Linked DNA regions of Homo sapiens: region 1 is linked to region 2. Evidence: read pairs that join two places in POLR2A ChIA-PET (ENCODE). Cell type or tissue: GM12878. All regions are shown on one strand. Each heading gives the region's core, and the rest is flanking DNA. Links, peaks and the distances in the headings are about the cores only.

Region 1 (16,096 bases), core at 5,684-8,183, 150 kb before region 2:
CATGTGGGACCCACTTCTTGACCAAGGATCTATTAGAAATCCACCTTTCCAATAAGCTTATTTCTTCACTGTAACTATTCTTCCTTCAATTATTTTATTGGTAAGACAGGCACACCAGTCAAAAGGAAATATATATCTACGCTCCTGTAATGGCAGAGGGGAAGGAGGCTCTAGTTGTGATCAAAAGAGCTCTGCTCTCCAAACACTCAAGATTCAGTTCTGTTTCTCATCTGCTAATGGTTGGCATTTGGCGTTGTTAACCATGGGTGATTCATTTCAGAGGCACTGCTGTGCATCTAGAGGCTATTTGGAAGGAAATGAGGGTTTCTTGGCTTATGTCTCATCAAGCATCTTAGCGATGTCTCTTTGTGACATTATAAACTCCTTGATGGGGGCTTGGTGCTCACTGTTTTCCAGCTGATCCCCTTGGTCTCATCTGGTGCATATAGTCACTTCTGGGAACAAGAATTTATTCCATCAGGACCAAAAATAGAGCCAAAAATCCCAAGACACAGAGGCTTGCTCCCTGGGTCTGAGAATCAGCCACAGGAAGAAGTTATGCCGGGGTGGGGTGTGGTAACGTGGGGTGCATATTGTAAGATCAATGTTGTTGAACATCTGGATTTTGTTATTTTGTTGTTTTCTGGGCTCCGTGCACTGCCAGGGGATTTGACATGTCCATGCATGTCTAGGGAGTCTGTGTGGTGAACAGGATCAGGATCTTATTGCGTAAGGCACAACATGTGAGGGAGCCTGATCAGCACCTTGGAGCTGGTGTCTGGCTTTGAGGTCCCCTGTTTGGGAAGCTGGAGGCTCTCCTTAACCTCTCAAGTGACATTTCTTATTAAAGACTGAAGAGAATTTGAAAAGAGAAAGCGTGGGAGTATCTGGGCTTGATTTTGGGGCACTTTTGAAAGGATGGAGAGGAAGAGAATGCTGAGGATGGCAGAAGGATTGCTATGGGACTCTATGAGGTTGCTAAGCGAGAAAAGAGACCACAAAGACCACGATGGGATGCCTGTACCTGGGCTTGATCTTCTAAATGCCTCAGTGTCATAGTTGTAAAATGTGCTCTGCCCAGTGTCCCAGACTTGACCAAACTTGACCTAGAACACTCCTTCCCATTGTAGGTCATGGTGAGAGAAAGACTTGACCCAGAAGTCACACCCAGAAGGAACTGCCTTCAATCTTCAGACAGTTTAAACATTTAAGGCATTTCATTTTCTTGCTTGCATAGCATGAAAATTTCTGCCTGCAATACTGACGACTGCCTTTGTTTGGATGCTCCTAGAGAGCTCACACTGCATCTATTTAACTTATCCTGTCTATCCAGCCATCCCCGAAAATAAGAGCTTCAAAGCTGTCTTTGATAATGATGACATGATTCCCTCCACTCACAATGGTCTCTCCACTTCTTCCCTGCCAATCCAGCCTGCCTATCCTTTCCTTTCCAACCCAAGCCTTGCCTCTTTCTTGAAGTTTTCCTGGGTTATTCTGGTCCCGACTTATTCCTACTTGGAGAACTCTTGGTAACACCTAATCAAACACACAATGCTTTGCATTGTTCTCTAATGCTTTCATCCTGCAAGTCTAGGGTGCCTAATTGAATTGCAAGCTCCTTGAAGGCAAAGGGGTTTTACACTTCTTGTGAATGCCATCTCCCATTTTCTACTTCCTTCTCCACTCTCCATTCCCCAAACCCAGCACAGACACAAAGCTGGGCACATTTGTTGAAATGCACTGGTAGCCTGGATGCAGTGACTCACACCTGTAATCCCAGCACTTTGGGAGGCCGAGGTGGGTGGGTCACATGAAGTCAGGAGTTCGAGACCAGCCTGGCCAACATGGCAAAACCCTGTCTCTACTAAAAATACAAAAATTAACCAGGCATGGTGGTGCATGCCTGTAGTCCCAGCTACTCAGGAGGCTGAGGCAGGATAATCACTTGAACCCAGGAGGCAAAGGTTGCAGTAAGCCGAGATCCTGCTGCCACACTCCAGCCTGGGCGACAGAGCAAGACTCCGTCTCAAAAAAAGAAAAAAAAAATGAATTGCTAACTATTGGTCATTTGAATGAATGGTTCTTTTTAATTTTCTACTAACTAGAAGACATTGGATTATTAACGTAGAATTTAGAAGAAAAGAGGTAAAATTCTTATGAATTGAAGCTCCAGTGGGGCTTGAATCTGAGAGAACCCGTCGATATGTATCCTGCCCACTGGCTAAGACAGAGTTTCAAGAGAAAAACCCCTTTCACTTTGATTTCAGCCCTGGAGGTACTGCTCTAATGCCTGCTATGGACTCAGAGTCTTCACATACAAAACTAACATCTCTAGCAAGGAGGGCAGGTCAGTAGGAAGAATTATTAACCTGCTGGGATTTGAGTCAGGTCTAGTTTCAGACCAAGACTTAGCCATGGATCCACATTACAGACAACCTGAGAAGGATCCAACCTTGAGCTCGGACCAAAAGAGCTTTTATTTCTAACACAGTGGAAAAGGGATCTGCTTATTTATGAAGGAGACTCTGGTCACCTTTGGATTCAAAGCTAAGAACTTTGGCTTTATATTTCTATAAAAAGCTTTCTGAAGAAGAGAACTAAAATAAAAAGATCGAACCAGGGGTGGAGTGGGGAATCACTGCCATGTGGCAAACTCATTACTGGGGCCATGAATGGAAGCAGGACCTGGATTGTGGCCTGGGGTCTGGACCCAGCAGGGTCTCATAATCAACCTTTTGGCCTGGAGCACATCATCTGACCTCTCAATTTCACCATCTCCCACATGGAGGTAATACTGCTGGGCACTTGGTAAAGCTAAGAGCTCTACACACATGTTATTATTTCAGAACCAAGCGAAGCTGGTTTGATCACGTCTGCCTGTGCAACTTGAAAAAAGTCCAGAAGAGGTTGCAAAGTTGAGTTAAGATTTCTAAAATATCCCTTCTGAAAGGTTAAGGGATTTGATTGATTCAGCCTGAAAAAAGAGATATTGAAAAACTGTCTTCAAATATTTAAAGGCCTTTTACCCAAGGGCTGGTGAGAGGATGGGGACCACATGCTATGGTCCACACTAAGCAGGGATGGGACAAGCCCAGGCTCTGACAAGGAGAAGCCTCTAGCATTAAGGGCCACGGAATGCAAATGAGTGGCTCAGGGATGCTAGAGAATGTCCTTCCAGGAATTACTTTACTTGGGAGAGGATAAGGAATAAATGGAGTGACAATAGGCAAAACTGAGGCAAGGCCTGAACTGTGCAGAAAGCAATCGCACAGTCCCTGCCAGATAGATTACTCTGTTAAGTCGCCTCTTTGGTACCTGGCTCTGTTCTTGGCCCTTGTGAACATGTCCCACCCCAGCGTCAGAAACCTGTCCTTGAACAGTTTCCCTGAATAGCCTGCCAGATGCTTCTTCAAGGGCACTGGGTAGAGCTATGCCAACCTCTCTGCCCTCAGGTCTCCAAGGCTTCATGATATTTACTGATCATCTCTTACATGCGAGGGCACTGTACCAAAGCACTGTTCTTATGACAATCCTGGCCTAGCACCTACCATAGGAACCATTATCCCTGTGTTGTGGGTGAGAAATCTGAGGCTCTAAGCTACTAAACACTAGAGCCAGGATTTCAATCCAGGTCTGAAGGACTCCTAAGGCTGTGCTCTTTCTCCTCTATCTGTTGAGTCCCACAGAGAAGACTGACCCCTTTCAGCCTGTGGCTGCAGAAAGAAACAGGGTGCCTCCTGTTCCCTGCTCTTCTGCTTCCACAATATGCAATCCCTCCAGAACTTGACTTATCTGCATCATTTGTGAGGTACGTGTTGCAAAAATCATTCCTATTCCTTTGTATCCTCTGTATTTTGTTGGAGAAACAGTTTGGTGATCCAAACATACCAATGGGCCTACTTGTTATTGCTGTTGTTGGTTTAGATGCTGAAGAACTCTCCCAGGTGAGCATGACACCTAGGTGCAAGGCATGGGAAGAAGAACCTATCAGTCCCCAGGTCAGGCGCCGACCGTCTCTCATCGGTAAGCCTGTGAATCATGGGGCATTGCCACATTATTAGAAAGAATAAGAAATAATATGCAAATTACATCATATGAAGGGAAGAAATACTAACAAATGGGCACAGCAGGAAACCATCATTTGCACAGGTGAGAATTACATTGCTGTTTATGCCTCTGTTACCTGGGCTAATTGTGCTTTGATTTAAGCATCTGGAGAGCCTGGAGAGCCACCCTTACCAGAACCCCCTGTGATTATTACTTACGATGCAAGTAAAACATGGACTGAGACTGGAGCTTCCCATAAGAGCATTTTGAGCAGGTTTGCTACTTGGTATAATGTAGGTAAAGTGCCTAGCACCATACCTAGCACCAAACGAGTCCATTTCTTGCAACTCCTTTTTTCTGTACATATTAGCCAGCCCTCAGCCACGAGCTCTGACAGATGTCTATTCAAATTGTACCAAAGGATAAAATCACATGGCCGGAAATGACCTTAACTGTCATCTAGCCTGACCCCCTTACATCTGGGGTTAGGATGGCTGGTTTAGCCAAAACACACACTGGCCAGATTCCACTATAGTGAACTGCACAGGACATGCAAGCAGTGGAATTTTATTAGACAGTTAGAAATCACATTAGCTCCAGCTCCAGCAGACGTAAACGCCCAGGCTTTCTAACAGCATATGAGCAAGAAAAAGAATCCTTCGGCGCATCCTAGAAGAAGGGGGTGTAGTCACACCATCTCACCCCCACACCTCTCTCTGAGCTCCTTGGAATTTGCATGTGTTGTAAACTTTGTGCAATTCCCATGAATGTATTTTTTTCCATTGATGGGGCTGCAGCATTTGAGAGATGGGAGCTGAAGGGATGCTTGATGGCAGAATAATGGAGTGGTGAAACTTCAGCTGTGCCTCATTTCAACTCTCTCCCTTTCACAGAATGCAGAGTTAGGTATTTTCACTAAAAAAAAAAAAAAAAATACTTAGTCCACAGTCTGTAAATCCAGGAGGGTGGTTGTGACAACTTGCTTCACCCCAGACCCATCTCACGTGGTTTAGGTATGAAATGTTGTGGTTTCTCATTCTCTAGGGCCTCCCCTTGCCCTCTCAACTCTTCCAAAACCCCCTCCAGGCTAGGAACCCTCACAGTCCCAGCAACAGGACTGGGAGAACAGATGTGTATAACACAAACAACAAGAGCAGCTTCTCAGAACGGATTATTGAAAGTCCTACCCACCATCGAAAGAAAGGATCCCAAGTCCAAGAACAGCAATTTAAAAAAAAAAAAAAAAAAGTAGAAAAATGTCTTCTTTTCTTCAGAGCAACACATGCTAGCACTTTTCAGACTCTGGCATGTGTCAGCATTTCTAAAGTAAACTCTATTTTCTTTAGATGAAAGAGATTTAAAAAATAGACTCAGAATTTAGCCCAGTGAAAATTGCTTTGGCTATTCACATGCAATAAGCTGTAGAAGCAAGCAGAAAAAAATCAATTGCTTCTGATTTATTTATTCATTCATTTGTCCATCTCCTTTCCCTCTAATGTAAAAAAGGATGTCTTCTATAATTTTGCAAGTCATTTATCTTTTCAAAGAAAGAGAAAATAGTCCCAGCCTCCCATTGGTTGCTCAGCATCTTGGCACAGGAAATACATATTTAATTAATTATCATATTGCACACAGATTATGTAAGGAAAAAAGGGGATTGATTTTGCCCATCAAATGTTTCGCCAGTGTCTAGAATCAGGAGGCCACACTGCAAAACCTTAAGTCAAGTCTGGTGAATTTGGATCACTTTCTATGTTAAAAGCAAGGACAAGGCTTCACCTCACTGCTTGCTCTAATTCTTAATTGGGGCGGTGGGCACACTGGTGCTCATTTAATTTGTCTTTATGCCCTTTTGTAGGTCTTAAATATTTCATGTGAAATATTGTTAAATCCTCAAATCTTCTACAACAGGTTCTATTCTGGGCAGTTCAGAGCTGAGAGCAGAGAAGGGAAGTTGGAAATGCCAAAATGTAATTGCAATAAAGAGCAGGAAATGTAAGCAACCAATTTTGGAAGGCTGTTTAAAGTTTTAAACCTATGCCAAATAATTGGGATCTATTAAAAGAGGGCCTAATTCTATTATAATCCCCATATACACACAATTATTGAATTCTTCCGAATACCTGTTGAGATTGGGTGATAAATTAGCTGAATGGAAATCATCAGGCACCACTGTCAAGCACATCATTTGACTAACTGAATATGTAATCCTTCCTTCTATCACTGAGCCTTAAACTAGAGACTGTGTGTGGGATTGTGACTTTGAGCTTGTGATCCCCAGTATTCTGGGGAGATGTTGTGAAAGGCCCAAGTGTTCCAGGCAGGAGAGCTGAGAGAGCTGAGTGTCCATTTTTCCTTTTGGGACACAGTCCCCAAACACTGTTTGTTTCTCACTGCCAAGAGGAACTACACATGGTCTTCCAATATCCCTGCCATGGCATTAAAGCCAACTGTTCTGTCCCCCTGCCCACAGATGGAGGAGTAGGAGAGAAAAGAAGGCCACAATAACTACATTTCAGTCCGAATTCCAAATCTTTCTTAGAGCTTAAGTTGGTTGTTATCTCCTTGTTCCTGTTTGGATAAGGTTTTATTTTCTAGGCTTCCCTTCTTCCCTTGACTGCTCAGTCCTCAACACCCAGCAAACCCTTCAAAGGTCTTAAGTGTAGTTAAGTGAGCAAAGAAAGGATTGAAAGAAGAGGGTGTAAGAGGAAGAGGGTGTAATACGCCATCTAATCAGTCAGTGGGGAGCAGATGTTCCCTCACCCCATTATTTCTCTTTAAGAGCAGAGCTTTTGTCTGTGTAAAGAACTGGTAAAAGAAGTCCCACTTCTATCAAAGCTCTAAAGAAGATTCTGAAGTTTGTCACCTTATTCGTTTCATTTCTGGATGCCGTTAGACCAACTGGTTTTACTTCCTTCCCACCACACACACACAAACCCCACGCAAGCCTCCTGGGAGAGGCTGCCCTGCCACTGAAGCCTGCCTTGCACACAGCGTGCAAAAACGCCCGTTTTATTGGCCTCACTTGGTAAGTCCAAAATCTTCCCTCTGCTCCACCAAAGTTAACAGATGGCTGGTCCCTTTTGGTACACAGGCGTAAGCATCTTCAAAATAACCTTTTCCTTTAAAGGATGCCAATTAATTAAATGTCACTATAATGTGTTCCGGCCAAGGGGGGGAAAGAAGAGACCCAGAAGGCAAAGGGCCAATGGAAGAAAACAGGGATGAGAAGTCACGCTCTCCTACCTTCACCCGACGACCCTGAGAGATCGATGATCACATACACTCTTCCTTCTGGCTCCAGATCAATCTGCAATTAAGAAAATGACAGTGACTCTGTTAGTGCATTGTGTGGGCAACCTAAGAGTTCCACAACATTTCTACCCCAAACTGCTAAAACCTAGAGACACAGCTCCATGTAATTCACCAACCTACAATGTGTTGAGTGCTAGGTGAGATGCAGACCTGGGAGGACTGATGCATACCCCATAGGTAGCACCATCCCAGTGGTTCTCAACTGGGGGCAATTTTGCTACACAGGGGATGCTTGGCAAACATCTGGAGGCAGTTTTGCCATGATTGGAGAGAGAGAGAGTGCTGCTTCTGGCAGCTAGTGGGTGGAGGCCAGAGATACCATTAAACATTCTACAGTGCACAGGATGACCCCTCGCAACAAAGAATCATTCAGCCCCAAATGTCATCAATGATGTTGAGGTTGAGAAAGCCCTATGTTATCCCATTTTACAGATATGGAAATTGTGCCCAAATTCCAAGGTAAGTGGTAATGCTGAGATTCAATGCCAAGCCTGTCTTGAGAAACCCATGTTCTTTATACCACAGAAACTGCTCCCAGGGGAAATAAGAGAAGCAGGAAGACACTACTCCTGCTTTTATGGCGTTTATCATCTCATTGTGGAGTTAAAAAATGGGGAACAATGCTGAATCCAGCTTAATGATGAAGGACAGAGAAGAACTGATAAAGTATCTGACGAACCTGAAATCAGTGTAGAAGACGGAAGGGAAGAGGGAAGGGAAGGTATGCAAGGCGTAAGAAACAGCACAGGCACCCTCACTTCCTCCCTCCCCACCTCAAATCCAGCTAACTACTTATAATATACAGAGACAAGGTGGTGAAATAATTGGGTGAGACAAAAGCCAGAGGGCTGGGCCTCTTGTAGTTAAAGACATCTTTGCAAGGACTGAACTATCCTTACAGAAACTGTGTTCTCTCTATAAGAGAGTAGTAACTCTGGAAACCCTGGATCACCAAGTCCCCCTGCTAGCCTCTCCGCCTCCACAATCCCATCTGTCTACACAGAGCTTTCATTGGTTCATAGTGCCAGGCTCTCTCCCCAACAAGCTGTGAATATCTTGAGGGCAGGAACCACTATCCCCCTCCTTTTCCTTTTTCACTGTCCCCAGCAAAGAGCAGGCAAGCATTTAGCAAGAATTACTTCAGAACAGTCAGTCTAGTGGATATCTCCTCCTCCTTCAAAGTCAAGGTCAATTATCACCTCCTCTCTGAAATCTATCCAGATATGCCCAGTCAGAATTAATTAGCCCCTCATCTGTGTTCCCACAATACACCAGACACATCTTACTCATGGCTCCTGCGATGGTTAATATTGAGTGTCAACTTGATTGGACTGAAGGATGCAAAGCATTGTTACTGGGTGTGTCTGTGAGGGTGCTGCCAAAGGAGATTAATATTTGAGCCAGTGGACTGGGAGAGGCAGATCCATTCTCAATCTGGGTGGGCACCATCTAATCAGCTGCCAGCGTGGCTAGAATAAAGCAGGCAGAAGAAGTTTGAAAGACTAGGCTTGCTGAGTTTTCCAGCCTTCATCTTTCTCTTGTGCTGGATGCTTTTTGCCCTCAAACATCAGACCCCAAGTTTTTCAGCTTTTGGACTCTTGGACTTACACCAGTGGTTTGCCAGGGGCTCTTGGGCCTTCAGCCACATACTGAAGGCTGCCCTGTCGGCTTTCCTACTTTTCAGGTTTTCGGACACGGACTGGCTTCCTTGCTCCTCAGCGTGCAGACGGCCTATTGTGGGACTTCACCTTGTGATCGTGTGAGTCAATTCTCCTAATAAACTCCCCTTCATATATACATATATCCTATTGATTCTGTCCCTCTAGAGAACACTGACTAATACAGCTCCTATTAAGTTGTAATACATTGTCCATCTACCTCTCTGTCCTGATAGACAGAAAGTATGATAACCAGATTTGCATCCCTAGTTCGTAGCTCACTGTCTCTTAGGAAACACCCAGCACACACTCGTGGAGGTGGGAAAAGGCTCTGTGTTCAGAACTTCCAGAGTCTATTCTGGGAACATTCACCCTCCCAAGGCTCTGTCCCCAGGAAGGAAGGCAGGCATGTCATCTCTACTAAAATGACATTTGAAAAAGGGTAGAGGAAAGATGAGGCAGCTATACCATGAGCACCACATGTCCCCATGAGACAAAGCGACCAGCTGGAATGGTGTTCTCCAAACTCTCCCAACGTCTCACCCCACACACAATCCAGGAGGCTCCCAGAGTCACTCCTGACCCCATCTTGTTGCCTGACTCAGCCTCTAATGGTTGAGAGAGCTTAAGGTTTCCCTCAAAATTTCATTTTCACCCACAAGACTCTTCAGTGCCTCGTGGGAGAGGCCCCTGGTGATAGCTGAGGTGCTCCGTCGGCACAGGAGTGAGGGAGTGCCACGAGCAGGCCTGCATTGCCCCCTGGGCACCCCGGGGGAGCTGCTCACCTGAGTTTGGGATCTTCGGTTTTAAATCCAGATGGGAACCAAATAACAAACTGGTAATTCCGCATGCTGCCTTTTCTCATTCCTTTCTCCCCAAGAGTCCATGATTTTAAGTTTCTGGGTAAAGAAAATGTTCTCCAGAATTCTCACCACTAGTGCTGACCCTCACCAGCCCCTGCAGCGAATGACAAACAGGAAAACCAACAGTCGGCTCTGCTGAATAGAGCCAAACCAGAATCTTCTCCCTGACAAAAGTCAAAAATATCAGGGGCCCTCTTGCCTAAAAGCATGGAATTTAAATAATGTATGCCTTTTAGAGATTAGATCATCCCTATTAAACCCTGCCGGCAAAATGAAACTCTTTCTCATATCCTCCAACTCAAAGATTTCCCACGACTGTGGACTTTATTGGCAAAGTACAATGCTATCTGTGTAAAGCAGGGAGGGAGAGAGCAAAGGAATGAGATGGGCTTCGGGGCCTATCCAAAGGCAGGCACCATGCCCATCTTTGCAAAAGGGGAGTGAGAACTCGTGGCAGGGAGGACAGGTCATTTATGATAAAATGTATTCGGATATTAACATTCAAGATAGCAATCAGAAAGCATTTTAGCACCCACTGCAGCCTCCGTGCTGGTGAACTGCATTTCCAAACAGAAAAATAGAAATTAAGCTATTAAACATGCCAAAAGCAACAAAGAGCTTTGCAGCATGAGCAGATGGCCGCAGATCGCCAGCCAAGCCCCAGCTAGCCAAGCGAGGAAGCTCTGAGAATCCATCCAAGGTGGTGGGTCTTCAACGACTGGAGGGGTCACCAAGTATAAAAGATGGTGAAGAGTGTGGCACAACTTCACCGCTGAATTAGTTTAATCATAAATTCTGCTCACGATTACATGGTCCAGATAATGATGCAATGTAAGTGCCCAGCCCTGCACAACCCTGCAAGCTGTCAGTCTGCATTGGCACCAGGCAGCTGGCGTGACACAAAAGCAGACTCGCTACCTCCTCCCAGCCATTCCCAGGGTTAGTTCTGAGCCTCTTCTTTGCACCAGGCTCCTCCCAGTTCTCCCAGATGCAACCTAATTTATCAAACCTCCTTGGACCTCATATCCCAACTTAACACATCTTCCCAGCTACTATTTCTATTTTCTTTGACTATGATTCTCTTTCACACTACGGTGCCTTGGCTACCCCTCCAGCACGGGCCAGAAGCAAGGCAGTCAAACTGGGGGAGACAAACACAGACTTTGGTGTCAAATCAGGGCAGAATCCATTTTGTCCTTTATCAGCTGAGTGACCTCAGGCAATTATTTACTCTTCCTGAGCCTCTCAGCCTCTTCATCCGTGAAATGGGTTGTCATGAAAATTCCATGAAACATACATGCAAAGCACTTGGCACCTTACCTTAGTTAAAAAAAAAAATTTTTTTTTTAACTAAGCACCCAGGAGACACTCTGCACGTGGTGGGTAAGAGCAAACTTAGCGGCCTTGTGGCCTGAAGCAAGCAGCTACCCTCTGTATGCCTCAGCCTGCTTGTCAGTGAAATGGGGCTGCTGTGAGATTAAATGAGATAATCTATGCACAGTGCTTAGCAAAGGCACCGGCATAAAATAGTCATCATTGGTGCAGTTATCATGAAAAAGGCAAGTCTTCTGCTTCTTAGTCCAATGTTATTTCTACTATAACAAACTTTCCTCAACAAAGTTGGTATTGTTACATGTAATTCCAGGACATTTGATGACTTTACAGTGTTGTTGTGAATATCAAATAAAGAGCTAAAGGTCAGGTGTGGTGGCAGGCAGCTGTAGTCCCAGCTACTTGGGAGGCAGAGGCAGGAGGATTGCTTGAGCCCAGGAGATCCAGGCTGCAATGCGCCACTGCACTGCAGTCTGGGTGACAAGTGAGATCCTGTCTCTGAAAACATTTTTTTTTAACTAAGGTAAGAGTATTGTACTTTAAAATCCAAGGTAAGAGTATTGTATGCACCCTTTCTGGGGGAAACCCGGGGCAGGAAGGGCTATACCCAGGGTATTCGGGGGCATCGGGAGGACGTGTGGTACTCATGAAAGAAGGGCAATGACACCTACTGTGCCTCTGACGCCATGTTGGCACCTTACCTGCATTAGTTCATCTAATCTCCTGTGAGACAGCAATATTCTCTACTTTTCTGATGAAAAAACAGGCTTAGAGAGCTTTCAGCCAGAATTCTCACCCAGGTCAGCCTGGGGCACAGAGGAGAGGTCAACAGAGCTTGCAAGTCATGCTCACAACCCCAGCCCTGCCTGGCCAACTGAGCCTCCTCTGACAATCCAGTCCGAGGTGCAGTCTCCTTCCTTCAACCCTCCCGTCCCCAGAGTGGGCTCATTCCCCTTTTCAGGTGTCACTGGCTTCCCCAGGCAGACCTGGAAGGCACAGCAATACCTCAGACACCTTGACCACCCCATGGTGCTCTGAGGGGAGGTCTGGGCAGCAATGAGAGTGCCTCTCATGTGAATTAGGAACTTGGCAATGGGGAAGAGCCCAACCCACATCAAGCCCTAAAAAGGCAATCTTAGAAAAGCCAAAAGTTAGGGACTTTTTTGGGGTGGTGCTCAGCCGTTTACAAAGCCCCTCATACGCATTCATTTATTCATTTCTCACAATTAATCTGTAAGGTAGCGAGTTTTGTTATTTTCAAAAAAAATTTTTGAGACAGAGTCTCGCTCTGTGCCCCAGGCTGGAGTGAAGTGGTGCCGTCATGGCTGCAGCCTGAAACTCCTGGGCCCAAACCTTCCTCCCACCTCAGCCTCACAGAGTGCTGGGATTACAGGCGTGGTAACAGTATTATTAGTGCTGTTGAGAATCTGAGAAAGCTGGGGTTAAGGAAGATAGGTGGCCATTATATCATGCAGTGTGCTAGTGAGATCACACCAGCTGCACAACCCCAGGAGGTGCCATTCACACCTATGTCTGTGCATGAGACCCCTGGAGCCGGACTGGCAGAATCAGAACGTGCTCCCTAGACTGGGCGTGGTGGCTCATGCCTATAATCCCAGCACTTTAGTAGACTGAGGCAGGTGGACCACTTGAGGTGAGGAGTTTGACACCACCCTGGCCAGTATGGTGAAACTCCGTCTCTACTAAAAATATAAAAATTAGCTGGGTGTGGAGGCATGCACCTGTAGTCCCAGCTATTCTGGAGACTGAGGCAGGAGAATCGCTTGAACCTGGGAGGCGGAGGCTGCAGTGAGGCAAGATCGCACCACTGCACTCCAGCCTAGGCAACAGAGCAAGACTCCGTCTTAAAAAAATAAAAGAACTTGCTCCCTCAACTCCTGTTTCTCAGTCTCATGTTTCTTCCTCGACACCACACCTGCCCAGCAGGAGTTCTGACAACCACAACAGCAAAATCAAGAGGACTCCACCTATGCTGATCTCCAGGCTGCTGGCTGATGTGCTGCTGTCAGCCCCCCGTGATCCACAGGTTATCTGTACACCTACATGTTGGGGGTTATTGGCTTCAAGGGAAGGGAGGTCTAATATACAAAGTCAAGCTTCCTAACCATAGGTTCAACTTTTGCCTGAGATGTCTAAGCAAACCTTTCCTTGGGACAGCCCACAAAGGTCACACAGGCCCAATTCGAGTTTCACTTCCCTTCCCATCTGCTGTCAGGCACAAAGGCGTGGAGAGAGGCAAAAGGGCAACAGGGACAGGGTCTGAAAAAGATGAATCCAGAAAGGATGAGAAGGACAAGGGAAGGCTTGCACTGCCCTTGTTCCACCAGTAAGGTCCTAGATAATCTACTGCTGTGTCTTTTTCTTTTTTACTTGGAGGAGGGTGGAGAGTGAGAAAGGAGGAGGCAGACGGGGAACCATCAGGACAGAAGACTGGGGGACTGGTTCCCAAAGCAGGGGGCCCACTGCCCAAGTCCTGTACCCCTTCACTGATGCCCCCTCTCCCCTGGAGGCACCGCAGGCACACTACCATCCCCAGACCCACCTGGCATGGGAGAGGCCAGCTGGACAGAGCAGGGGACATTCAGGCAGCAGGTGTCCTCCCAGCTCTGCATTTGGAAAGCAGAAAGCATTGAGGCAATACAATGAGCAACTCAGCAGCAGCTGCGGGGTGCTGATTTTGAAGTTAGCAGCTAATTAAAGACTCTTCATTTGGGGTAAAATTTGCTACTTGCTCTATTGGTAGTGTGCAGTGACTGGTCAAAAAGCAGAGAGTACACATGTAATCAAATATGTTCAAGATTCTATTCTGTTAATGGGCTTATAATAGCACTTACTTTCATAAAATAAGGGGAGGGGCAGATCGTTTTTCTCAAACAGCTTCCACTGCAGTGCAAAGACATGCAGGCTTCAGTGTACATCCCTGCAAAGCAGGACCCTGTCTGTCCCGCACATGGGAGGGATTCAATACAGATTTCTACATGTTGGCTTATTGAATGCATGGCCTTAGCTTATACTACTTCAATATATTAAAAAACTGGATCTGTACGCTGAGTTGTGGAGATGATTTACTGGGGAAGCCATCTACTATACAGAAATGTTCACAGCAGCTTCATTCCTAACAGCCCAAAACTGGAAATGTCCCAAATGTCCAACAACAGGTAAATGAATAAGCAAACCATGCTACATCCATGTAATGGAATGTTACTTAGCAATAAAAAAGAATGAGGACCGGGCACGGTGGCTCACCCCTGTAATCCCAACACTTTGGGAAGCTGAGGCAGGAGGATCGCTTCAAGCCAGGAGTTCAAGACCAGCCTGTACAACATACTGAGACCTTCTCTCTACAAAAAATAAGAAAAAAAAATAGCTGAGCATGGTGGTGCATGCCTACAGTCCCAGGTACTTGGGAGGCTGAGGCAGGAGAATGGCTTGAACCTGGGAGTTTGAGGCTGCAGTGAGCTATGATTTCACAACTGCACTCCAGCCTAGGTGAGATCCTGTCTCTTAAAAAAAAAAAAAAAAACAAATATACTACCGATACATGCAACAACATGGATGCTATGTGAAAGAAGCCAAACATTAAAGAGTATATACCATAGCATTCCACTTCTACGATGTTCTAGAACGGGCAAAACAAACCTACAATAACAAAAAAGCACATCTGTGATTCCCTGGAGCTGGAAGTGGCCAGTGAATGCCAGGAGACACAGGGGAACGTCCTGGGTGACGGGAGTTTTCTCTATCCTGATTGTGGTGGCTGCTCCATGAATGTAGACATTGGGTGGGACAAATCAAGCCTACACTTAAAATGAATGCACTTAATTGTATGTAAATTATACCTCAATGAAGCAGTTTTTAAAAATGGAAAAAAACGATTTATTTCGCATAAGGATTCCTCCACAAGTTTCCTTTAAATAACAAATCCTATTCCCACCCTCGGAGCATTTAAAATTTCATATTCCATTTTTAAAAATAAAAGGACTCATTCAGAGTTTTTCAACAGCACATCTGTGAAACAACATAATGTACACCTACCTGTGTAGGCGTGCACATTCACACACCCACCCACGTGTGCAAACACACTCACAGGCACACAGCTGAGCCACCTTCTCCTGTCTCCTGTGATCAAAATACAATAATAGCAAGATAAACACATCCAAAATGTAGGTTTGAGAGTCTGCTGAATTATTTAAATCTGTCTGTGTGTTTGTGGATCTGAACTTCCTCATATATAAAACAAGATAATTAGACCAAATGTTATAGAAAGCCTTTTAATGAACTTAATGACCTAAATGTCCATGAATAGGAGACTGCTTAAATAAATTATGGTACATCATATGGTAGATCACCATGCGAGTCCTAAAAAAGACTGAAAAAGATCTAAATGTACCAACTGATAGGGAACTAGCTCTGTGATACATTAAGTGGAGGGGGGATAAAGCAACACACCGTAAGTTCATGATGTTGTGTTGCTGTGTGAATACAATGGGGGAGCATGTGGGTGTACACACACACACACACACACACATACACACATGCGCACACGTGATCTGCACATACGTCCTTATCTCCAGAAGGAGTCTTAATCAGCAAAAGGCAAGAGCTGACTCAAGAGATGGACATGACAGGAGGAGCAAACCAGAAATCAGGAAAGGAGGCCTTATTCTTTATTCTACGCCCATTTACAAAATTGTGTTCTGAGCTAACTTGTTAAAAATTTAAGTTACTACCCATTTAAAAAAATAAAATGTCCCTTTTCACTGCACTGGCTGTTTATAATCTCCAATCCCCCAGACTACAGCTTGCTTCAGTTGCCAGACACACCTTAAATAAACACCCCTCAAAACTGGCTGAAACACT
Region 2 (12,511 bases), core at 6,697-9,196:
TAGGGGGAGCCCCTCCTTTGCCTGCTAAGGACGAACAGCAGACAGGGAGGAGGACAGGAGGGAGTTGGGGGCACAAGGCAGAGCTTCCAAGCAGAAGGAAAAAAATATATTATGGGAACAGCAAACCACCCCACCTGCCTGAGGTATAAGGCGTCTATTAAAAATAGAAATAGACGAAGCTAGAAAAAATAAAAACTAGGGGCTAGTTTATAAAGAGTCTTAAAACAAGATGACAAGATGTAATCTCTTACCACTCCTTGGCAATACATAAATTTTAACCTACTACTGATGGTGAATTTCTAAGTCCATGGATGTTAATTCTCCCAAAAGGGAGGGTAACCACATGTACTTTCTATATCAAAAGTCTGTTCTACTCCCCTCTAAAGGCACACCAAGCCCTAGGAAATCCAGACAACTCCCTCCACAAGTCTGTCCTTGGCCACCCTCAGGGCATTCTCAGATTGGCTGTTTTTCCAGATGGCTTCCTAGGATACATGGCATTTGCAATCAGGCCCAGATACAAGAATCTGGATTTTAAAAACTGGACCTCATCCTTGTTGTTTCCTACTTCCATTGCTGACACCCCTCCCCCTCTCTTCCTCTCTTTCCTCTTCCTTTCTCTCTTCCTTCATATATTTTTTTTTCTGTGCTCACTGTTGTTTGCAACAGCTGTTGAAATTCACATATCTGGGAAGTCCATTAACTTGCTGTTTACTGGAGCTCCACATCATTAGCAGAGATGGGCAAAATCGAGCCTCTTATACCCCCATCCACAACCCCCAGGGAGCCAGGTCCCCACCGGCTGGGGACACTCCCTCTAAATAGCCCTTCCCTTCACTTTCACCCCCAACTGGAAATTTTTGTTTTATATCCAGCCAGACTACATTCATTTTGCTAAAATACAATTCTAAATATGATTTTAGGATGCTGGTAGAAAATGATTCCACCAAATTCACCTACCACCAATCTGGGTACTTACATATAAATCTATAAAGTAGATCACTACGTTGCAAAACCCTATGCTAACCACTTTTCCAGAACTTGCCCACAAAATGAGCGTGTGCCACCTAACCTGCGGCCAACAGCCACATTCGCATGTGGCACCCAATGGAGCATTTGTGAAAATAAAGCCAGCACAAACTGACGTCCACTAGAATCTTAGCTGCTTGGAAATTGAAAATAAATCTACATGGAGTTGACATACCCTCAGGAGCTCACTGGAAACTGGTCTCTGTCTTTCTTCTGTCAAAGGGCTGCTTTCCATTCACCCTGTCTAGGAAGATGTGTGCAAGAGTGTTAATATTCTCAATTTCTTCCAATGTAAAAAAAAACTACATCCAATTAAAGAATCTGGGGATAAATTCCACCTGCCTGCAAGAATCCCTAGGTGCTAATCCATTTTAAAAAGCTTGCTGGAAATTGGGGTGGTCAGCAGAGGTAGTCTGTCCTTTCAGTCTGGAAATGGGAACCTCAAAGTAAGAGAGGGGCTGTGAAACAGGAAGTAACTTCCAGAAAGCTCCTGGGAACAGAGGCAGGTTGGAGCCAAGGGCCTTCAGGTGAAGATGGCACCTGCAGGGATGTCACCTAGGGAGGGAGGTAATCAGAGCCGGAACAAAAGAAAGAGCTAGAGATGCCACCCACATAGAGATGCCAACCAGTCCACCCTGAGTGAAGAGCAGAGCCTGTTCTCTGTCCCTCCAATTCTTTGCTTTTGCTGGGGAGCCTCGGGTTGCCATTTCCACTCTGGTTTGGTTTTGTTTGTTAGTCCTTATCTGTCCTGGCTAAATAAATAAAATGGATTTTCACTCATATTTTGGCCAAAAACAATAGAAGGTCAGAGCGCCATTAAGAGGCAGAGAGGGCAACAGCGTCAGCCAGACCAGAGCTCTCCAGATCCCCCATAAAACCTCCGGACCAGAGCCAAGCAGAATGTGGGCAGCCAGGAGGGCCAGGCCAGCCAGTGGGGTGCGCCCCCTCTTCACCTACACAGGCCCTCCCAGGTAGAGCATGGACTCTTTGAAAGGACGATGCAGTCACTGTCAGCTACACTAGAGCATTTCATCTTATTTGGAGGCATGTTCCTAAGTATTAGAACAACATCCACCTTTTCCAATCAGGGGATAATCTTTAATATTACCATGGACATTAATGTAGTCACAAAAAGGTTTGCTTTCAGCTCTGCACCAAACATGGGCCTTGGTGGCAAGTACAAAAGCCAAGGGGGAAAGAAGACCTGGAATAAAAAGGAAGTGGGGTGTGGGGCCCTGGGAGGAAAGCAGGTCTGTGACTGGGGGCTCTGGTCATGAGACCAGTCACATGATCAACACAGTCCCCAGCAGTCACTTCTAGGTCCTCACCAGGGCTTCAAAGCCTCTGAGCTCTGCAGTGAGTCTAAAAGTCTAATGAAAAGCTTGTTATCAGGATGAGAGGCCGCATGGTGGCCAGATTTCACTCTGTGGAACAATGTGACAATCAGCATTCTCAACTTCCCATGAGAAGATTCTAGCTGGGTAGGAAAACTGAGAATCAGGTTTCTGGGCCTCCGCTTACCGCCACAGACTCCAAAGCTACTCGTCATGCATTTTGCTTATTCAGAAAAGCCTGTTTCGAACCCAGTGAAAAGATGAAGCTGAGTAGCAGCTTCACCCACCACACAGCCCTGTGGGGAGGCCAACACCAAACCCAAAATGTAAAATGGAGAGATCAGGGCAAAGACACACAAAACTCCTCAAGGGAAACTCGAAGTGAGCAGGCCAGGAGATGGGTGCACTTCCACTGCCTCCTGCCAAATGCCCCAGGGACCTGTAAAACAAGGTGGCTCTTTTGGGGCCCTGGCAATATAATTTATTTAATTATAAAAAAAGGCTTTATTCCTGTTAAATATGTAAATATGTAAAGACTGTAAATATGTATTCAATAGAAATAAAGCCTTTTTTTATAATTTAAAAAAGTTATTTCGGCCAGGTGTGGTGGCTCACACCTATAGGCCCATTGCTTTGGGAGGCTTAGGTGAAAGGATCACTTGAGGCCAGGAGTTCAAGACCAGCCTGTGCAACACAGAGAGACCCCTGTTCTACAAAAAAAAAAATTTCTCACACTCTGGGGACTGTTGTGGGGTGGGGGGAGGGGAGGGATAGCATTAGGAGATATACCTAATGCTAAATGACGAGTTAATGGGTGCAGTACACCAGCATGGCACATGTATACATATGTAACTAACCTGCACATTGTGCACATGTACCCTAAAACTTAAAGTATAATAATAATAAAATAAAAAAAGAAAAATTTTAAGTAATTATTCTAACCACTGATGTGTACAATAAACTCTTGTCAGCCTGACGTTAAAATCTGTTTCTTTTTTCTGCTCTCCACCCTCTTCCCCATGAGACCTTGCATCCTACAAGCATGGTACATATTCTACTAGTGGTTTCTGTTTTGTTTTTGAGACGGAGTCTCACTCCATTGCCCAGGCTGGAGTTCAGTGGCGTGATCTCAGCTCACTGCAACCTCCGCCTCCGGGTTCAAGAATTCTCCTGCCTCAGCCTCCTGATTAGCTGGGATTACAAGCACATACCATCACACCCGGCTAATTTTTGTATTTTTAGCTGCAATAAGGTTTCACCATGTTGGCCAGGCTGGTTTTGAACTCCTGACCTCAAATGATCCACCCACCTCAGCCTCCCAAAGTGTTGGGATTATAGGCATGAGCGACCATGCCCAGCCTATTATACATATTCTATTATTGTTATTTTAGGATTTCTTCAAGGATTTCTGTGATGGGTAGTTATTTGGTGAAGTGGTGGTACATTTATCTAACACATACACCATCTCCCTGCAGAAAAGGAAAGAAAGACTGTAATGAAGTTGACCTCTCTACCTCCAGCCTGACTCTGGGTTCTTTTCTGTGGGTGGTGATGGTTTCATTAAAATCATCGCGGGAACAGAGAAAATCCAAAAAGGAATGTCACCAAGATCCTTAGAGGCTAAGGGGAAGAGACCAAAGTCAAGAAGAAGAGAAAAAAGGAGAAACACTGAATAACAGATTTTCCTCCTCAAACTTTACAATAACCTTCCTTCTGTACAGTTTGAAGGAATACATCCAAGCTGCTGGGAGAAAGTTTCCTGACTCAGGAAAAACAGGGAGAAGGAACTGCCACCTTGTATGTGTCTCACAGGGGCAGAGGGCAGGACCAATGCATCTTACATGAGGCAGTTGGCTCTTTATAGCCAAACTGAAGGAGAAGGGAGAGGCAGGTCTCTTTCCAAAACACCGATCTCCTCATGTGATCCCTTCTCTTTAACTTCTAGTAGCTCTCAGCCACTCTCAGGAAAAAGCCCACACTACTCAGCCTGATATTTAAAACCCTCCACATTTCAGGTTTGTCCTACCTGATTACCATCCACCCCCAGATACACTCTCCTGTAGTCTGCCAGTCTTACTGTCTCATGGACACACCACATTGCTTCCAGCATATTGGCCATCCACCCAAGATGCTATTCCATGTCTTACCCATCTATCCAATCCACCCACCATTCGAAGTCTCACTCATGTCCTCCCTGAACCTTTCTCAGCCACTCTAACCAACATTGACTTTGCCTCTCCTTCCTCAACCACACAACTCATTCATATGCATTTCCCAGGGAATTCTTGTCTTGCCCACTAGCATAGGACAGGCTGTTAGTCCCACATAAGTTCCATGAAGACAGGAAACCTGTTCCTCTTGTGTCTGTTAGCACTTAGATGGGGAAGGCCTGGAGTGAAACCTTTGGCACCCAATAAACGTGGCATGGGGTTGAAGTCATATACTCCATGTTCCCTGAACCCATCCTCACTTTTCTGCCCATCATCCATATCCAGATCCAAAAATTCAGATCTAGAGAGAGGCAGGGGCGAGGGCAAAGCATAGTTCTTCCCCTGGATGGTGATGAAGGGAAAATAATTGCTATTTCCAGCTCAGGCTCCTACTGTCGTTTCCTAGATGAGACATTTTACCTGGCTTTAATACTTGACGCTAGAGAAAGCCTATCTAGAATGCCAGAGCTCCCCTTAGTTCTGGAAATGGCCACAAGAAGCTATGGGAAGCTCTTGGAGCTGAGGTGTAAGCCTCTCATCCTCATATCGTTAGGATACAGCAGAAATAAATAACCACAAAATCTGTGTCCACGGGTCAAAAATTCCATCCCCCAGGATTAAGGTGGCTGGAAGAGTGACCCTCACGGATTAAACATTTCCACACGAGTCGGACTTCTTTCACACCACGACTCCCTATCTGTTCCCTAACTTCCCTTAAGTCTCAGTCAAACTTCTCTCCCTGCTATGGATCCTAGGACCTGCCATCTTTTCCAGAATTCGCCTTATCAATGTACTGTCCTCTCTATCTTCCTCCCTAACTAAAAATTCCTTCTCTTTAACCTGCTTCTTCAGATGTCCATGCCTTCTCACTTCTCCTTGCCAAACCTCTCAGGGGTGACGGTCCACCCCGACTGCCTTATTCTACCTCTCCTTAACCTCTTGCAATTTGGATTCTGCCCCAGTCACTTTGTGGAGAGTTTTCTTGAGACCAGCCTCTCAGAGAGAACATCAGCTGTCAGATCCGACAGCCTCCTCATTTTCCATTATTTTCAGCTAGCTCAAGACAGGACCCAGCCCTGCTGGGTGACCATCTCCTCTCGACCTTCCTCCCTGCCCTTCCGGCCTGCACCATCTCCTACCCATGCCTCGGGGCATTCCCTAAACCTGGGCCTTGCCCTGCTTCTCTTCTGTCCACTTTCTCTCCAGGTCACCTCAGCCACCCCCATGGTTCCAACCATCACACTGCCATTCTCACCTCCAGCCCTGGCCTCTCTTCCAGAATGCTAATCTCGAGTTTCTCACTTGGTGCTGGGCATCTACACTGGAGCTTTAATGATCTCAGATTCAACATCTTTACAAGCAAACTTATCTTCCTTTCAAGTTTACTCTCTGCCTGAACCCCCTATCTTGCCTAAATAAAGTCTTCACCTTTCTCCCAATCGGCCCTTTCAGGAAGTCTGAGGGTCGCCTCTGACCTTCTCCCACCCACCCATCCATTGCCACCTCCCACCTACTTCACTCCCCTACCCCGCACTCCTCAGGATCTGTTCCTGACTTCTCATCCCACCACCACTTCCAAGTTCAGGCCTCCTGAGCCACCTTGGCCCCCTGCAGAATCTCTCAGTCAGCCTCAAGTCTCCAGCGTCCAATCCTTCCCTTACACATTGTTACCAGAAGCATCTTCCTTCCCAGGCCAGACCAAAAGTGCATCCATGACATTGCTCAGGTTCAGCTTGAAACACCCTGCACGGCTCACTTCTCTACAACTAAAATTCCACTCATCCCTCGAGCCCACATGCCAGGGCAAACTCACCCACAGAGCATTTAGAATGGACCGATTCTACATCATGTGATAGATGTGTGTTTAGTGTGGGGTGGAGTGGGGTGTGTGTGGGGGTGTGTGTGCATGGGTGTGTGTGTGTGTGTGTGTGTCCTCCCTTGGACTCTTCAGCACAGTGCTCCGGCCCCTTGTAGCACTGATTCCATCATCTTTTCCATCAGTCTCCCTCACTGAATTGGAAGCATCTTGAGGACAAATGGTTTTATGGGTTGAATTGTGTCCCCTAAAAATGTATGTAGAAGTCCTAGCCCTCGGTACTGATGAATGTGACCTGATTTGGAAATATGGCCTTTGCAGAGTAATCAAGTTCAGATGAGGTCATTAGGGTGGGCCCTAATTCAATGACTGTCCTTATAAGAAGAGGAGAAGACAGGGAGAGGAAAAGGGCCCTGTAAAGGCAGAGCAGGGAGCAGAGCGGTGCTAACACAAGCCCAGGAGTACCTGGGGCTACCAGAAGGTGGAAATGACAAGAAAAAACTCCCCGACATGTTTCAGAGGGAACATGGCCCTGCCAACACCTTGATTTAGGACTTCTAGTTTCCAGAAGTAAGAGTCATAAATTTCTGTGCTTGTAATCCACCCAGTTTGTGGTGCTTTGTTATGGCAGTCCTGGGAAACTAAGACAGGTGGGAGCTGCATCTTATTTACCTTTGTAGACTCCTCACTGTCCATAGAGCCCTTAAAACTCATTAACTTCTTGGTGAATTCATGAACAAAAATGAACCATCCACACCAAGAAACTTTTTCCATGAGTGAAGGTTTTTTAAAAAAATAACCTCTGAAGCTTGACTGTTATTATTAACACTGAAACTATCATTTTCCTAAGATAGAACAACGGACACATAGTCAGTAGAACCTCAGAGCGGTGTGTTGTGTCCAGAGAAGGACAAAGATGGGCTGAGTTCTAAGCCACCTGTACCCTCTTCACCTGGCTTCCCATGCCTCATGGAAATGCTGGCAAAGCAGTTGGCTGGGCCTGCAGGTGTCCGCTACAGGAAAGAGTGCCGCCTCCATGCAAAGCTGTGACCTTGTACTCATTAGCACAGGGCTCTGTTCCACTGAGCTAATGACCTCAAATACCAAATACCAGCAGCAGAAATTAGATTCATTAAAGGGGGCGTGGGGAGGGAAGGCTGATAAAAACTGTCTCTCTTCACACACGAAGTGGAGTATAATGATAAGATGCCAATATTGATACTGATGCACTTTCAAGTCAACGAAGCGGATGCCTGAACTGAAAGCCTTTTAGGAATGAATGGACTGGGAAGAACACTACTGAATGTGCCAGACAGTTAGTTATTCTCTTTTCTCTTTCTTGCACAAATGCTAAAAACCAATATATTGAAGGCATTCCAGAAAAACCTTTGATGGACAGAGGGGAAACACTCCCTGAGCCTGCGTCACTCAGTCTGCTGGTGTCCACCAGCTTGGTGGCCATAAATAATTCTCATGAGTCACAGTGAAAATCCACAGTCTCTCTGGAGACACTGCAGACCAGCAACAGGTGCACCCAGCCTGTTCCTCTGAGGAAATCAAATCTGAGGGTGGCAAAATGACTATTCCTGCCACGGAAATGCAAACGGCTCATTCTTCCTTGCACAGATTGTAATGGAGAACCGCCCAGCCCACTGACGGACACAGCTCGCTGGTTTCCAAAGGCCCCATTCTGGCCTGGTTACAGCTTTTAGAACCTTAGTCCTGAAACTTAATGCTCCCCATGTATGTAATTTTAAATAAATCTAATCCTAAGCCATAAGAGAAAGAAATCCAGCGAAGTTCAGGCTTTTCCCATGATGGCTATTTTGAAGCTTTTTGGTAAATATTAAACATAAAACTATTTCCAAAATAAATTTGCAGTGCCCTGACTTTGCTGGCACCCTAAGGTATGTGCTGTATCTGCTTCAGAGTAAGCCAGCATGGCCCATGCCAAGTTGTCCCTAAACTCTGGGAACTCTGGGAGCACCTGGATGGTCTATGATTGCCTTTCCACTGGTGCCCCAGTCCAGCCCTAAAAAAGTACATTGGTCTCTTCACTTCAGATCATTATACAGAGAGGGAAAATCACTCAAACCTTCTACCTCTCAAATTCTACAACTCCCTTTCTTCCAGCTCCCACACGATATACACAGCCTTCTCTTTAAGAGGTTCATCTGTAACCCCAAATGACTTTTTAACATTTAAACATGAAAAACCTCTTACATGTATATATTGCTTTAAAAGGCAGTGCAGTTTTTGTCTCCAATCTGATTTAATCTTTTATCAGTGACCCAGTCACCAACAGGAACAACAATTCTCACACGGGTAAAATTGACAATGCAAGAGGCCTGTCTCCACTGTGAATAAATGTGCTTCCTTCGCCCCCTGCCTCTGCTGACATATGGACCAGTGTTTTCAGCCCCTGCTTTGCACCATACATGTCAGTGGTCAGGGACCAAGAACAAATGGGCCTTTATCCCCCAAGAGAAGCAGCACATGTGATTTGCAACAACTATTTTTTTTCTTACTCAGACATCTCAGACATCTTTTTAACTTAGATGTTACAGTCATAGAAATTTAGAGCTGCAGGGAACTGAAGAGAAGATTTATGAAATAAATGAAGTATTTACCAAGATTCTAGTTCAACTAAGTATTGAACTATGGATTACTACACTGAAGAGTCTTTCAGAAGAAGAAAGCAGATCAATATGAGACTATCATAACAATTTCCAAAATTGGTAAGTAACAAAAGCAAGAAGCAGGATAGTGTGCATGATTTTCCTGTTTGTTTCCAAAAGACATATGCATAAGTTTATAGAATGCACAGAGTATTTCTGGAAGGATATCCAAGGAACTAGTCTCTAGAGAGGGAAGTGGGAGTCTGTGATAAGGGGAAGACAAGCATTTTTTTTTTTTTTTTTTTGAGATGGAGTCTTGCTCTGTCACCCAGCCTGTCACACCAGTGCAGTGGTGTGACTTCTGCTCACTGCAACCTCTGCCTCCCAGGTTCAAGTGATTCTCCTGCCTCCACCTCCCAAGTAGCTGGGACTACAGTCACACACCACCATGCCTGGCTAATCTTTGTATTTTAAGTAGAGACAGGGTTTTACCATGTTGCCCAGGCTGGTCTCAAATGCCTGACCTCCCTCGGCCTCCCAAAGCATTGGAATTACAGAAGTGAGCCACCACACCTGGCTGGAAAACAAACTTTTAAGCATTTACTTTTTCACTGTTTGAATGCTTTGCTATGTATATTTATTAAATTAAATCTTTTCTTAAATATTACAAATATATAAATATATAAAATATATAAAAACAAATAAAGGATAGATTACATTATCAATTTTTAACAAGGGGAGAGACTTTGAAACTGTCTAATACCTTCTTTTCGCCAATAGGAAACAAGGTATAGAGAATGGGATTGGGGGTCGTGGGAGGCCGGACCCCTGGCCATTCAGTTCAGTTCAGTTCTTTCTATTCTTCCACAGCACTTTCTGATTCATGATCACGTTCTGGTTACCCAAGGTTACCTGAAATCTGTTCCCCAGTTAAATAAGGCATCACTGTTCTTTATCTCACTTATATGACATGCTTTCAACTCGGAATCTGTGATCTAGACTTTTTTGTAAGTCAAATTCTATTCCGAATGTGCCACAAGAGCTGTGCTTAAGTCCCTCCCTTCTTGTAAAGCAAATAAGTGATCCCTAACTTAATAGGCTTCTTTAACCCTGCTCTTCTTTTATGAGGTTTGCTTTAAACAAAGCACGCCCCACAGCACATTCATACCTACAACATTTTGTTCATTTTTCCTTGTGTTCTTATGTTCTGGCCACATTAGCTCTAATCTGATTTGAAACATGAGCTCCCAAAAGGCCAACATCAAGTCTCTTATGTTGTGGATGAGCAACCAACGATTTGTGCCTCATACAGGCAATTCAGAAGCTTACTGATAAGAGAGTCTCTGGCTAATGCACATTGATCCAAGGACAAGGAGCACTTGCAGTAGGTGCAATTGATAAAATTATCATAACAAATAATTAGAAAGTGTATCCTTGCAACCCAGATAGGAAGCTTTATTTCAAACCTGTTCTCTGTTCCTTATTTTTCTTGACTTACCAATGCAATAGCTGAAGTGTTACATAAGTCAGGGAGAGTCTAAATACTTGGTCTCTTTCAAGAAACCCACAAAAACAACAGAATCATTTGGTGGTTTAGGCATTCACCATTAACAAAGCCCAGACTGATGCTCAATTCCTTAGGCATAATATATTCATCCAAGTTAAATTCTTTTCATTTTGCTAAATTCTAGCCAGTGCAACTTATAAACTCACAGAATGGTTATTTTATTAGAGTTTGTTTTGGGGTTAAGGGGGAAAAAAAGAAGAAAAACCTAACACAGTATCTTTAAAATAATATTTTAAAGAAGAAAAGTGCTTACAACCAAAGTTTGAACATCCATGAATCTCAGCTTACCCTCTTCTGATATGTACCCCTTTCTAGACAGTTAGCAGCCATGACATCTTACACTAGGGAATTCTTAATTTTTTTAATACTAAAAAAATTTACCTGCCCAGCCATTAATTAATTGAAAATATTTCCTTCTGGCCTCCAACTGCTCAGGGACCTCTCTTAGCAATTTCCTCACCTATAATTATGCTGATGGACTGTGTAACAGGTGGCATCATTATCTGAGTCAAATTAATGTTGGTGTGAACATAATGTTGTCAAATATAAGGGATTCTTATTTGCTGGGTGTCAAGAAAATGGCCCTAGAGAAACTTCTCCCTTGAGACACTGCCAGAGGGCCAGAGCTAGATTCCTAGTGGGGAGGAGCACATCTTCTGGGTGCTAACGCTCCAACTCTGAGGACCCCATACAATAAAGGCCACCAGCCACTCCCATCACACTGGTCTCCAACGTGCTTCCAAACAGAGCACAAAAGCAAGCGAGAACCTAATACCTGGGCTGTCTCTGCCCTGGCATTACAAAGCACAGCGCAACTACCTTATAATTAGGACTCTCCCTTTTTCTGAAATATTGGAATAATGTTCTAAATTTAGAGAATACCTTTCTTCTTTCTAGCAGCCTAGCTTGTTTCTGAGGTGCTCCTATACCAGCCATTTCAAGTGTCAGGAAACTAGAATCCCTATTGCCACCTTACAGATAAGCAAAATGAAACATAGAGTAATGAAAGACATTTAGATGTTACAAGAAATATTCTCAAATATATCTTCACACATAAATATTTCTGTGGGACAACATTTCTGGAAGTGGAATTACTGAGTTCATGGGTATGTGCATTTTTGGATAAAGATTATCAAAACACCCACTGTAGAAGCTGTTCCAATTTATGTTCCCATTATGCATGGATGTCTTGTTCCCTCCACCTTCAACAATAAATGTTTTTATGTTTATCATTCTAACAGTTAATAAAAATGGTAACCTATTGTAAGTTGGATATCTTTCTGTATATTTAAGAGTCATGTATATTTCTTTTTTCTGTCAATTGTCTGTTTATACCTTTATTCCATTTTTTCATTATGTTATTGATCTTTTCTTACTAATTTATTAGAATACTTTATAAATTAAGGATATTAGTCGTTTGGTTTTTATGTGTGATTTTCAATTCATTGTTTGTCTTTTGACTTTGTTTATGTTGGTCCATGAAGCTTTCATGGACTCGGGCTCCATGAAACCTGCTTGTTTTGTTTTGTTTTTGGAAATTTAATATATCAATCTCTCTCTTTTTGATTTCCATGGTTTGTGTTATACCTAGGAAGACTGTACCACCACAAGATTTTTAAAATTTCTCCTTTTCCTTCTATTGCTTTTAATATTTAAATATTTGATTCATCTGGCATTTATGTTGGCAGAAGAAACTAGGTATAGATCCAATTTTTGTTTTTCCAGAAGGCCACCCAGTTGTCCCAAACTATTGAATAATCTACCATTCTTCACTGATATAAAATGCCACCAAAGACAAATTTTCATTCTATATTGGTGTCTAGCTCTGGACGCCAATTTTCCATTTCTATTCTGTACTACTGATTTCTCAGTCTACACAGTATCAATTCTATACTACTTAAATATAGTTTAAATATATTAAACTATATTCAGTATAT

Evidence for each region. ChIA-PET counts read pairs that join two places held together with the same protein. Peaks named below come from ENCODE experiments on the same cell type or tissue, not always from the same donor. Only the 100,000 strongest peaks of a DNase experiment are listed, where the experiment ranks them.
Region 1: POLR2A ChIA-PET joins it to region 2 with 5 read pairs; 5 of 35 experiments call an interaction of 5 or more read pairs at or near these places.

What each region holds. Positions count from the first base shown.
Region 1 is chr2:45,834,261-45,850,356 of GRCh38, reverse strand. It overlaps PRKCE (protein kinase C epsilon), which reads right to left. Exons shown (of 15, transcript NM_005400.3): 2 at 7,294-7,357. Among named protein-coding and RNA genes, the nearest start is that of PRKCE-AS1, 170 kb to the right of the region's middle. RefSeq lists a silencer at 9,466-9,585 and enhancers at 13,151-13,220, 13,762-14,287. In GM12878, for the core only: no CTCF peak of the experiment used is centred there; a DNase peak (open chromatin) is centred at 6,952; H3K4me3 peaks cover 838 bases; H3K27ac peaks cover 2,363 bases.
Region 2 is chr2:45,686,703-45,699,213 of GRCh38, reverse strand. The region is part of intron 1 of PRKCE (protein kinase C epsilon); the gene reads right to left. Among named protein-coding and RNA genes, the nearest start is that of PRKCE-AS1, 17 kb to the right of the region's middle. RefSeq lists an enhancer at 3,333-3,412. In GM12878, for the core only: no CTCF peak of the experiment used is centred there; a DNase peak (open chromatin) is centred at 7,903; H3K4me3 peaks cover 1,216 bases; H3K27ac peaks cover 1,928 bases.